Regions from separate parts of the Homo sapiens genome. Here all the other regions are linked to region 2. The links are chromatin contacts, found by Hi-C in ENCODE. All regions are on one chromosome and are shown on one strand. The core of a region is the stretch at or near the end of the contact, and the rest is flanking DNA. Distances in the headings are between cores, read along the strand shown. Region 1 overlaps FAM53B (family with sequence similarity 53 member B). Region 2 has its middle 130 kb from the start of CHST15. Region 3 overlaps LHPP (phospholysine phosphohistidine inorganic pyrophosphate phosphatase).

Region 1 (3,303 bases), core at 154-2,653, 470 kb after region 2:
TGACTAGGATTTCTCAAAGTGTGACTTCTGGGCCACCTACAGGAGCATCCTTTGGGGGTGTTTGTTAAAATGCAGGTTTCTAGACCCCGTCTCTGACTTGGTAAATCAGAGTCTCTCTGGGTAGGCATTTGCATCTTAATAAGCTCCCCAGGTTATTTCAATGCAAAAATGTTGAGAAATGCTGTTCTGGAAAGCAGATGACATGGAGAACTGAGTTCTCAAACATCTGTCCGAATGGCGGCCCATCCAGACCATCCAGCACCACTGCCCAGAAGCTTCAGGAGGGTTGACAATTCTGGTCTCTACAAATTTGAATTCATAACAACACTGAAAGTTGGTGTTTATGTTTTGGTTTGGGCTAATTCCAGGAAGAAGTATGGAGAAGGATCACTTCACCCATCAGAGGTTTCACAGGACAGGATGGGGACCCTCAGGGCTTCCTTCTCAAGCTACACAACATGCTCTTGATGGACAGCCACTAGCAAAGGCCTTAGAAGCTAACTCACTCCTATGAACAAGATGAGTGTGAAGCCTCCCACTTTCTCCCTGAGAACACGCAAGGGCCCATCAGCTGTGTCCTAAAGATACGCAGAAGGGCCCCCCATCCATCTGCAGCCTGACACCAAGCCCCTGGCAGACCTGAGCAGAGCGCGATGGCCCACAGCCTGAGAGCATGGCACCAGCCCATTCAGTTCTATGCTGCGCCTGTTGCTTTAGCCTTTAGGGCATGTAAAGCTTCTCCACGTCCCCACTGAGCATTATCTTCACAAGTCTGAAATGATACACACGAGAGCGTGTGCATTTGTGTGTAGCGTAAACACACAAGAGCCTTTGCCTGCAGATGGGAGGGTGAACACACAAGCATCCCTGGGCCCAGTTCTCTCACAGTCTTGGACAGACTAGGTAAGCAAGGTCTCTTCCAAAGCTGAGGTTTGATGACTGAGCTTGCAGTTTCTGACTTTTGACTATGCCACAAAGAACAGGAGAATGAGTTGCCTACATATGCAGAGACAAGGACTCAAATTCCCAAATTCGCACTCACAAGGCTCTGGTCCTGCCACCGTTTGACTAAGAAGGGCAGAAGACTGCTGTGTGCACAGATCCTAGAGCTTGAAGCAAGAAAAACACTCAGAGGAATACGAATGGCATTTGACCTCAAATGTTCTTATTTCCATTCCTACCCTTAAATTTGAAGGAAAATTCCCAGGGCTCCAGATTCTTGGGGGACTATAAACCTTCATATTTTCAAAAGATAGAGGAGCTTTATAGCCCTAGAGAGCTCTGTGCTATGTTTTCGATGGTGCCTTATGGTCACATAAGTACAGAATGTGGTTTCCAGAAAAGGTTAAGCACCTCAAGTACAGACCAAGATACGAAATGCCCCGATTAGCAAGCCTGCTGTCAGATCACAACCAGCTGACTCATTCTTACATTTCACACCTATCTACTTGTGCTGACAATGAGTATCTCTCCCCTGCCCTGTAGGTTGGGTTGTGCTAACTTGGCCTCAGGGCCACAAAGATTCTATGCTTGGTTTGGGGAGAAGCTCACCAACCCATCAATGGGAAAATCAAGAGAGCCGAGGTGTCTTTCTGAAGGCGGTTTTGCTAAACTGATCTTACGAAAAGAACATGGGGGTGGGGGGGACACAAGCAGGGCAATGACATGAGCTCCCCCACAATCGTCTCATCTGTTTTTAAATGGACTTTAGAGCCTCTGGCTCCCTGGAGAGTCTCTTTGCCTGTATGACCAGAAGGAGACTCAGTTCAGAGCAGTGTCAGGAACAAAAAGTCCTCGGGCTTTGCCTGCCAGGCCTCAGCTTCAGGTCCTGCCCACGCACCTGGGATGGACTGTAAAATGGCAGCTGTGTCTTGGATTCGGGGACAGCAACACAGGACACCAAGTTCCTCACACAAGGCACAAGGAACAAGGGATTCCGATGGCTAGAGGTAATGCACCATCAGGCCCCACATCCAAGGAAGAAGGCAGGCGGGTCTGCAGGACTCTGGGAGGTGACAAAGAAGCTACTAAGGACAAAGATCGGGGTTCAGAGCCATTACCAGGGCCCTGCCCTTACCAGCAGAGTTGGGGTGGCCCATGGCAGCTGCCACTGCTTCTGGGAAGTCTTTGCTCTTACAAAAAGATGCCCAGTGAGATCCTCACAGTTAAAAACCACACCAGATGGGGCACTGGGAAGAGGGGCCTCAATCTCACCATCTGCACAAGGCTGGGTAGACTAGGGTCTTGTGACAGCCCTTTTGGGTCTGACCAGGACTTCCTATTCTACCCCTCAGCTCCCACAGGCGTTCATAAATGTACAGGGAACAGCTAGTATTTGCACTGGCAACAAGAACTCTGAAGGGACAACAAGGTCAGTTTGGTCCATCTCCTCTGGATTTCCATCCTGATTGTGGGTGTGCACAGAGCAAGTGAAACGGGCAGCTGCTGGTGATGCATCTCTTAACTGATGTACACAGCAAAGCGGGGCGCCATTAAACCGACGAGGGAACTGGCGACAGGCAGAGCTTTTCACGAAACTGTCAATAAATGCATATTTACTGTTAATCAGCTAACACTCCAATAGGGTCCTTGCTGAAGCTGAGAAAGAGCATGAATGTGCATCCCAAGCACGTGACTCATCTCATGGGTTGTCACAGCAATCTCCATCTGACTGATGGGGGAAACTGGGCTTCAGAACGATGTCACATCTCCCCCATGGACACACATCCAGCAAATGACAGAGCCCAGACGTCAACCTAGTCTGTAGACCCAAGGTCATGCTCTTGCAGTTGGGCCAGGCTGCCTAACTTGACCATTTCTTCATGTGGAAGGCATGGCACCCAGACAGGCTGGCAGTGGCCATTCCCTGTCCTCTGGCACTATTGTGGTCCCCTCCCCATCAGGTGAGCCCAACCTGGGTAAGAAGGCAGCCCTGGGAAGCTCTGTCTTCACTCGTCACTGGCAACAGTTACCATGTGCCAACCACATTTTACATCTACTTCCATTCTGTGCTTTATTATTCCTGAAAAACTGCCTGAAACCAATGAATGGTACAAGGAAGAATTTACATACCCTTTATGGACAAACTATTTTAGAGATTTTTAAAAATCACACATATGACCATAATAAAAATAAAAATAATAAAGCAAACCCTAAAAAGTCATATATATATACATACTTACATATGGATGTAATTTTTTTTCAATGAAAACAAATCTCATTCTAGCCTACACTGGTTAATGAGCAGTCTCTTACTGGAGGACCTGGCCCAAAGATCACATTCAAAATGGCTGTCTCTGCAAA
Region 2 (3,103 bases), core at 248-2,747:
TCCCAGGCACTGCTGGATCCAGGGTCTGAAGTGACTGATGCCCGGAGCCACCCTTCTGTCTGTTGATGCCTCATTCTCTGCTCCTTGACCCTCCTACGGGGACAGGCTCTGTTCCTGTACCAGGAACTTGCTGGCCTGTGGGCCCTTAGTCTCATCTTCCATCCCACGTACCTAGTCACAACACACCGCCCCATTGGTGCCGGCTAGTATGCCCTGAACCAGAACAGGGGGAGGAGGGCAGTCTTTGACCAGGATGGTGCCATGCGATGATCCTGTGGCCAAGTGGGCACTTTGACCTTTGCTCCCTCCTCCTGCATCCTTCCAGTCAGTGGCCACCCAATTTCTGCCCAGGGACCCTTCTGTCCTCCTCCCTGTCCCCCTCTGGGACGCCTGCTCCTTCTCTCTGCCCCTCCTCCACTCTTTCTCCCCCGCCATCTCCCTGCCTTACAGAAATTGCTATTTCCTTATGCATCAACTCAAACAACACCAATTATGACTTCACCCAGGAAAACAGTACTGGATGGAACCCGTGGCCGCTCGTGATGGTAGAAGCTGCGATTAGTAGTTTGATATGGACGAAAAGTGATTTAAGAAGCAAATCTCTGCTGTAAGATTCTAAATGCAAAAAAAAAAAAAATTGATCCCTATGAAAATAATTTCAGCAAAATGGAAATGGAAACATCAGGAATGGCTTAACTGCGCTGTATAGAAAATTGATAGAGGGATTACATCAGCTTAATGGGGTCCCCGCTGGAATTCTGATACTTTCTAGATGAAAACTCATCACTGTTGGGTAATTCTGGTTAAAATGCTGACATTCAAAATGACTTTGGGGTCAAAATATCCACAGAAGCAAAAGAGTTAGGTCAAATGTCCCAATCTCTGACCAAGGAGTTAAGGTTTTATACTTAGTAGCCCCAACAGAAGTAGGGGATGAGATGAAGCAGTGTCCCTAAAGACAAAGTGGAGGAGGTGGGAATAATTCCAGAAAAACAGTGGAGAGAAGGAGCTGGATTACAGACACAAATGCTGAGCTTCCCGCCTGACTCCCTGCTGAGGCATGGGTGCCTCTCGGTCCCTGCAGGCTCGATCCCTGCAGATCTCTGCAGATCGTATCCATGATGGGGAAGGCCCCCTTCCGCCCTCTGCCAGCCCTGCACCCAGCTTCTGCAGCCCAGGGGCTCCCACCTACCACGTGGTGGCCTGAAGCCCCCACCAAAGTCCCAGCAGCCTCATGCCAAACTGACTTCTGTGAGTCCCAAACACAAACAGAAAGCAAAAGTGCTTAGCAAGTGCTATTTTTTCTAAATGACATTTATTGTTTTTGTTTTTCTAACCACAATATAGTGTAGTCTGAGGCAGAAGCTTTGGAAGAGGCAGAAAAGAGAAGGAAAAGTATCCACTCCAGCCCCCTGCTCATGGAGGAGCGCCGCTGACCACGTGGAGCCTGGCACCTGCGCATCTGGAAGGAAGGGCAGGCCCCGGAACCTGCGGTCATAATCGTGCCTGTGGGAGAGCCCAGCCAAGGAGAGGGCTCCCTTCCAGCTCCTTGCCAGGACACACAGCCCTAAGTGTGTCCTGGGCTGCTCAGAGCTGCCATTCCCACCTGTGACGTAGGGGCCACATGCTGGCTTCAGGAGGGCGGTGAAGACCTGGGGCTGCGGAGACGAATGGAGCCCCCCACAGTGGTTCTCCAGCATAACCTTCTGAGCTTCATTCTCCCCATGGGGAAAATCAGAGTAACCATCCCACAGGGCTGCTGGGAGGTGAAATGAGCGATTTCCAGGCCTGTGTTTGTGTCCTCCTGGCAAGCACCCTATCAGGCCAGGATGCTTGTCATTTCCACTTTACAGATAAAGGAAATGAGGCCGGGGGCATAAGTTATCCCTGACCAAGACCTCACGGCTAGGAAGTAATAGGACTGGGACTCACACCTCAGCTTGTGAGAGCCTGGAGCTCTCTTAACCATGTGGCTACCCAGTGGGAGGGAGAGGAGGAGGCTTCCCTCACTGAGGAGAGAGGAACCACATGGCCCTATCACCAACCAAGTCACTCTCTGGGGACCATGGCATTCCCTCTCGAGGAGCCCCCAAAGTCAGCAGCGCTTCATTCATCCTTCCATACATTCTAACTTCCAAGTCTCCAGAAAGAACGAGATGAGTCATTTCTGACCAGGGAAACCTAACAGTTAAAAAGGGGCCTGTTTCTCTTCCAGTTTCCAGGTGCGAGGGTCAGAGGATGTGGTCAGAAAGGACTTTTTTAAAAAGTATTCTACGTGTCACTGGTTACCGCACACTGCCAGGGCTGCACGTTGAGTCGGATGTCCACACCTACATGGTCCCCTAGGACTCCTCCCAAAACACAAGGGGCCCCTGGGCCCCTGGCCAGAGCCCCCCGTCGCCCAGCCCCTCACTCCCCAGGCTGCACAAACATTTGTCTTTCCAAATCAGGAAGCTGCCCTCCGCCGCCTTTCAGAAGCAAAGTAAAAACAGCTGCTATTTTTGAAAGGGTATTTTTGTAAAACAATCTCTGGTTTCCTTCAGGAATTTCAACCCCAGAGCCCCCTTGGTGATGTGGTTTCTGTAGGAGTGAACATACATCCGACCGCGCAGGCAGGGGGACTGCCGCTCGCTGTCCCCTCCACCTCTCCGCCGAGGCATGCCCGGTGTCCAGCAACCCTCACAGCCCCAGTCATCCACTCAAGTCCATTTTCACCAGCATCTCTTAGCCCCTGCTTTCTGTCAGAAGATGCAGGGACTCCAAGATACAGAGAAGTGGGTCTCTGCCCCTCAGGGGCTCACAGCCCAGGACAGACACACAGATCAGCATCTGCGATGCACCGCGGTCTCTTGTATATTTCATGCAGCCTCTCACGCCTTGTCTGTCGGGGTCCCTGCACACTGGGCACCACAACCAAGCCTTGAGGAGGAGTTGGCCCAGTTCCAGCAGCCCTCAGGCTGCTCACAGTCCAGTGGGGAGGCCTGAGCGTAGGGCCAGGTGGCCCAGGGAAGGGGGGGATTCACAGATTCACCCTGTGTAGGGCCCAAAGGGAAGCCTCATGGGGTCAGGGTATTTGCATGAATGGACGCAGCTGAGTTCACCA
Region 3 (3,483 bases), core at 467-2,966, 390 kb after region 2:
TAGGGGACAAGGGGTTCTGTCCTTGGGACCTGGACAAGAGCCAAAAGGTATACCCTCACAGTCACAGGGGAGCCCACACTGCCCTCCCCTCCCAGGGACTGCCCCTGTGGCCCCCGTCCAGGTCCACAGCCTCAGCAGTCCCTGAGGGCCAGGAGGTAGCCTCCAGGCCACTGGGCTGAGAACCCTTAAAAGAAAAAGCCCCCCTGCCCATGACAGTCATTTTAGGGTCAAGAAAGCCCTTTGCAGAAACCAAACCCTTTGAAAGGGCCAACACGGCTTTTAGATGACGTGAGAACCAACTTCAAGCACTTCCTCTCAGACCAGGGTGGCAGCTTCCAAAGTGGGGGCGCTGCTGCCGGGAGACTGTGGTTTCCCTGCTTCTCAGGGAGCTTGGGCCAGGCCGTGGGGAGATCCAAGCAACATGTCCCTCGGTAGTGGTAGGTTTGCAGACGGGCCGCTCCCCACTTCCTGCCAAGCTCCAGCGGCACCTCTGTGGGTGCAAGGCTGTGGGGAGGGGCCTTCTGGCTCACAGCCCTCCAGGCTGCCCACAGCCCCTAGGATGAGGTGCCACTTCCTCAAATGACTGTCAAGACTGGGATGGGGGCCGGGCACGGTGGCTCACTCCTGTAATCCCAGCACTTTGGGAGGCTAAGGCGGGCAAATCACTTGAGGTCAGGAGTCGGAGACCGGCCTGGCCAACATGGCGAAACCCTATCTCTACACTAAAAAATACAAAAAAAGCCGGGCGTGGTGGCGGGTGCCTGTAGTCCCAGCTACTCAAGAGCCGAGGCAGGAGAATCGCTTGAAACTGGGAGGCAGAGGTTGCAGTGAGCCAAGATCGCACCATTGCACTCCAGCCTGGGCAACAGAGTGACACTTGGTCTCAAAAAAATAAAAAATAAAAAAGGCTCTGGATGTCTCCACGAACCCACCTGACCCCTTCCTGCTCCTGGGGCTCTCCTCTCCCACCCACGTGTCTACCCGTAGCTCCTGCCTGCCTTCAGGACTCAGCCCACAGCCCCTTCCACAAAGTCCCCTGGCAGGGCCCGGAGGCCTCTGCACTGTCTCATGGCTTCATTCCTGTGTCCTCAGCATCCAGTGAGACCTCAGGAGATGCCTGGGGAATGGCTGAAGGCTTTGGAGAGGTTGCTGCCCCCAGAATCCCAGCCAGAGGGCAGTTTATCCAGGAGCCCGGTGCCTCCTCTGTTGGGTGGGCGTGGCCTCAGAGGGCACCAACCAGAAGACACATGCTGTCACTGACATGCGGGCCCCCAGCGTTAGGGCAGGCAGGAGCTCCGAGTCTCTACCCCAGCTGTCCCCACAGTGCACATGGACTAGGCTCCTCCCACGGGGCACTAGGCCAGGCCAGGGGTGTGGGGTGAGCCCCTGGGGAGCCCAGAGCAGGGTACACTCATGTCCCCACCATCCAAGGTGAGATGTCTGTGCTGGAGGCCCAGAGGGAGCTGGGCCGGCTGTCACTCCACCACAAGGCTGAGCAGGCTCCCCAGTGGGAGACAGGTTTGGGGAGGTGTCCAGGTTGAGGGCACAGTCAGGAGGGGCCATGTGTGCCTGAGTAGGGCAGGGGGAGGAGGGGGATGGCCAGTGGCCACGGGCCAGGCTGCCTGGCAGGACCTGGAGGTTTCCTCAAGCTAAGGCCAGGCCCATGTTAGATGCTGGGAGGGTGGGTGTGGCTGCAGAGGGGTCAGCGTGGGGGCACTGACTAACCTCCGGCCATCCTCTCCAGGCCCAGTGACGAGCACCATCCGGAAGTGAAGGCTGATGGGTACGTGGACAACCTCGCAGAGGCAGTGGACCTGCTGCTGCAGCACGCCGACAAGTGATGGCCTCCTGGGAGAGCCCCGCCTCCTCCACCCCTGCCTCTCCTCCACCCCTGCCTCCCCTCCACCCCTGCCTCTCCTCCACCCGCCCAGGAGAGCCCCACCTCCTCCACCCCTGCCTCTCCTCCACCCCTGCCTCCCCTCCACCTGCCCCAGTGCCCAGACCAACCAAGGCCCTGACAGCCCTGCCTTCTGCCCTCTGCCCTGCATGGGCAGGCATTTGTTCCCTACCTGGGTGGCCTGCTCCCCTGCCTGGGCCCTGACTTCAGCTCCCTGTAGTGAAGTCCAGGAGGGTGGGACAGGCCTGTCAGGCCTCTGGGAATCTCCCAAATCCCAGAACTCACCACTCACCATGGGCCTTTAAATGCAGTAAACTCCACCTAACCAGATTCAGGGGCACTATGCCCACTGCCTCCTCTTCAGACTCTTTGCATTTCAGTGAAGAGCCTGGAAGAAACCCAGGGGCCTCCTATGCACAGATCTTGCAGCCCAGAACCAAGTCAGCCTCCCTGCGACTGCCCAGGCACACTGCCCACCACCCCACCCCCGAAACAATGCCAGCCCGCTGCTTTTTCTATCCTCCCAGTCACCTTTGCAGACAAAGACCAGGGGCAGCTCCCGAGGGCACTGTGAAGGCTCCCATGCCACACAGTGAGAACTGTAGCCTCTGCGTCCAAGGCACACAGGGTACTTTCTGGACCCACTGCTGGACAGACTTGAAGGTGTCATGCCCGGTGTGTGCAGGAGGAAACTAACAGTTCAGTAAACTCTGCCTTGACCAGCAGCCTTTGACTCAGGCTTTGACTGCTAGGAAGAACCGTATGGGGGAGGCCACCAGCAGGGTCTGGGCCACTGTCTCTAGTCCTGCCTTATGCTTGAGCCACTGAATATCAGAGGTGCGAGGGACAAGGGCCCTGAAACACCTCACCTGCTCCAGCCCCTTCACTTAGCAGATGGGGAAACTGAGGCCCAGAGGGGCCAGTGAGCTGCTGTTGGCCCTATCTGGAACGAGGCAGTCCAGGGCAAACTTTGGCACTGCCTTCCCTAACGGAACAGCCTGTGGCCTGGGGGTGGTGAGCTTTGCTTTCCCGACCAAGGGCGCGGCGGCCTTCCCACAGGGGCCCTGGGAACAAATCACTCATAACTGAAGTTTCAGGTTTCAGAATCAGTCAGCTGAACAGATAACTTGATTGCTCCATTTCTCCCCAAATCAGTTCAGAAGCTACTGATAACCCTTGAGAGACTGCTTCTTTATTTTATTTTATTATTATTATTTTTGAAATGGAGTTTTGCTTTCGTTGCCCAGGCTGGAGGGCACTGGCGTGATCTCAGCTCACTGCAACCTCCGCCTCCTGGGTTCAAGCTATTCTCCCGCCTCAGCCTCCCGAGTAGCTGGGATTATAGGTGCCCGCCACCACGCCTGGCTAATTTTTTGTATTTTTAGTAGAGACAGGGTTTCACCATGTTGGTCAGGCTGGTCTCGAACTCCCAACCTCAGGTGATCCGCCCACCTCGGCCTTCCAAAGTGCTGGTATTACAGGCATGAGCCACTGCGCCCGGCCTGGAGAGCGCTTCTTATGAGAGAAGCCATGGGTCTCCGGAGCAGGATTTCCACCACATGAAGGTGGACGATAAGAAAGTGTGG

What was found. Hi-C counts contacts between places; a loop is a spot of excess contacts on that map. Pooled maps may share reads with other maps.
Region 1: a map with no recorded cell type shows a loop between it and region 2 (5-fold over the local background). The contact joins two enhancer-like sites. A Hi-C loop is called at or near these places in 2 of 37 single-sample maps with no recorded cell type and 4 of 50 pooled maps.
Region 3: a loop to region 2 is called in a pooled map, with 3 times the contacts of the local background. The contact joins two enhancer-like sites. A Hi-C loop is called at or near these places in 5 of 37 single-sample maps with no recorded cell type and 6 of 50 pooled maps.

The regions. Positions count from the first base shown.
Region 1 is chr10:124,687,633-124,690,935 of GRCh38, forward strand. The region is part of intron 3 of FAM53B (family with sequence similarity 53 member B); the gene reads right to left. Among named protein-coding and RNA genes, the nearest start is that of FAM53B-AS1, 15 kb to the right of the region's middle. RefSeq lists enhancers at 142-643, 1,271-1,350. Within about 2 kb of position 1,404, at least 5 of the 41 ENCODE cell types and tissues checked have a DNase peak (open chromatin) inside an H3K27ac peak, as active enhancers do.
Region 2 is chr10:124,219,559-124,222,661 of GRCh38, forward strand. No RefSeq gene overlaps it. Among named protein-coding and RNA genes, the nearest start is that of CHST15, 130 kb to the left of the region's middle. RefSeq lists enhancers at 1,925-2,024, 2,035-2,214. Within about 2 kb of position 1,498, at least 6 of the 41 ENCODE cell types and tissues checked have a DNase peak (open chromatin) inside an H3K27ac peak, as active enhancers do.
Region 3 is chr10:124,611,520-124,615,002 of GRCh38, forward strand. It overlaps LHPP (phospholysine phosphohistidine inorganic pyrophosphate phosphatase), which reads left to right. Exons shown (of 7, transcript NM_022126.4): 7 at 1,745-2,622. The coding sequence ends at 1,841. Among named protein-coding and RNA genes, the nearest start is that of FAM53B-AS1, 91 kb to the right of the region's middle. RefSeq lists enhancers at 404-453, 1,413-1,923. Within about 2 kb of position 1,717, at least 8 of the 41 ENCODE cell types and tissues checked have a DNase peak (open chromatin) inside an H3K27ac peak, as active enhancers do.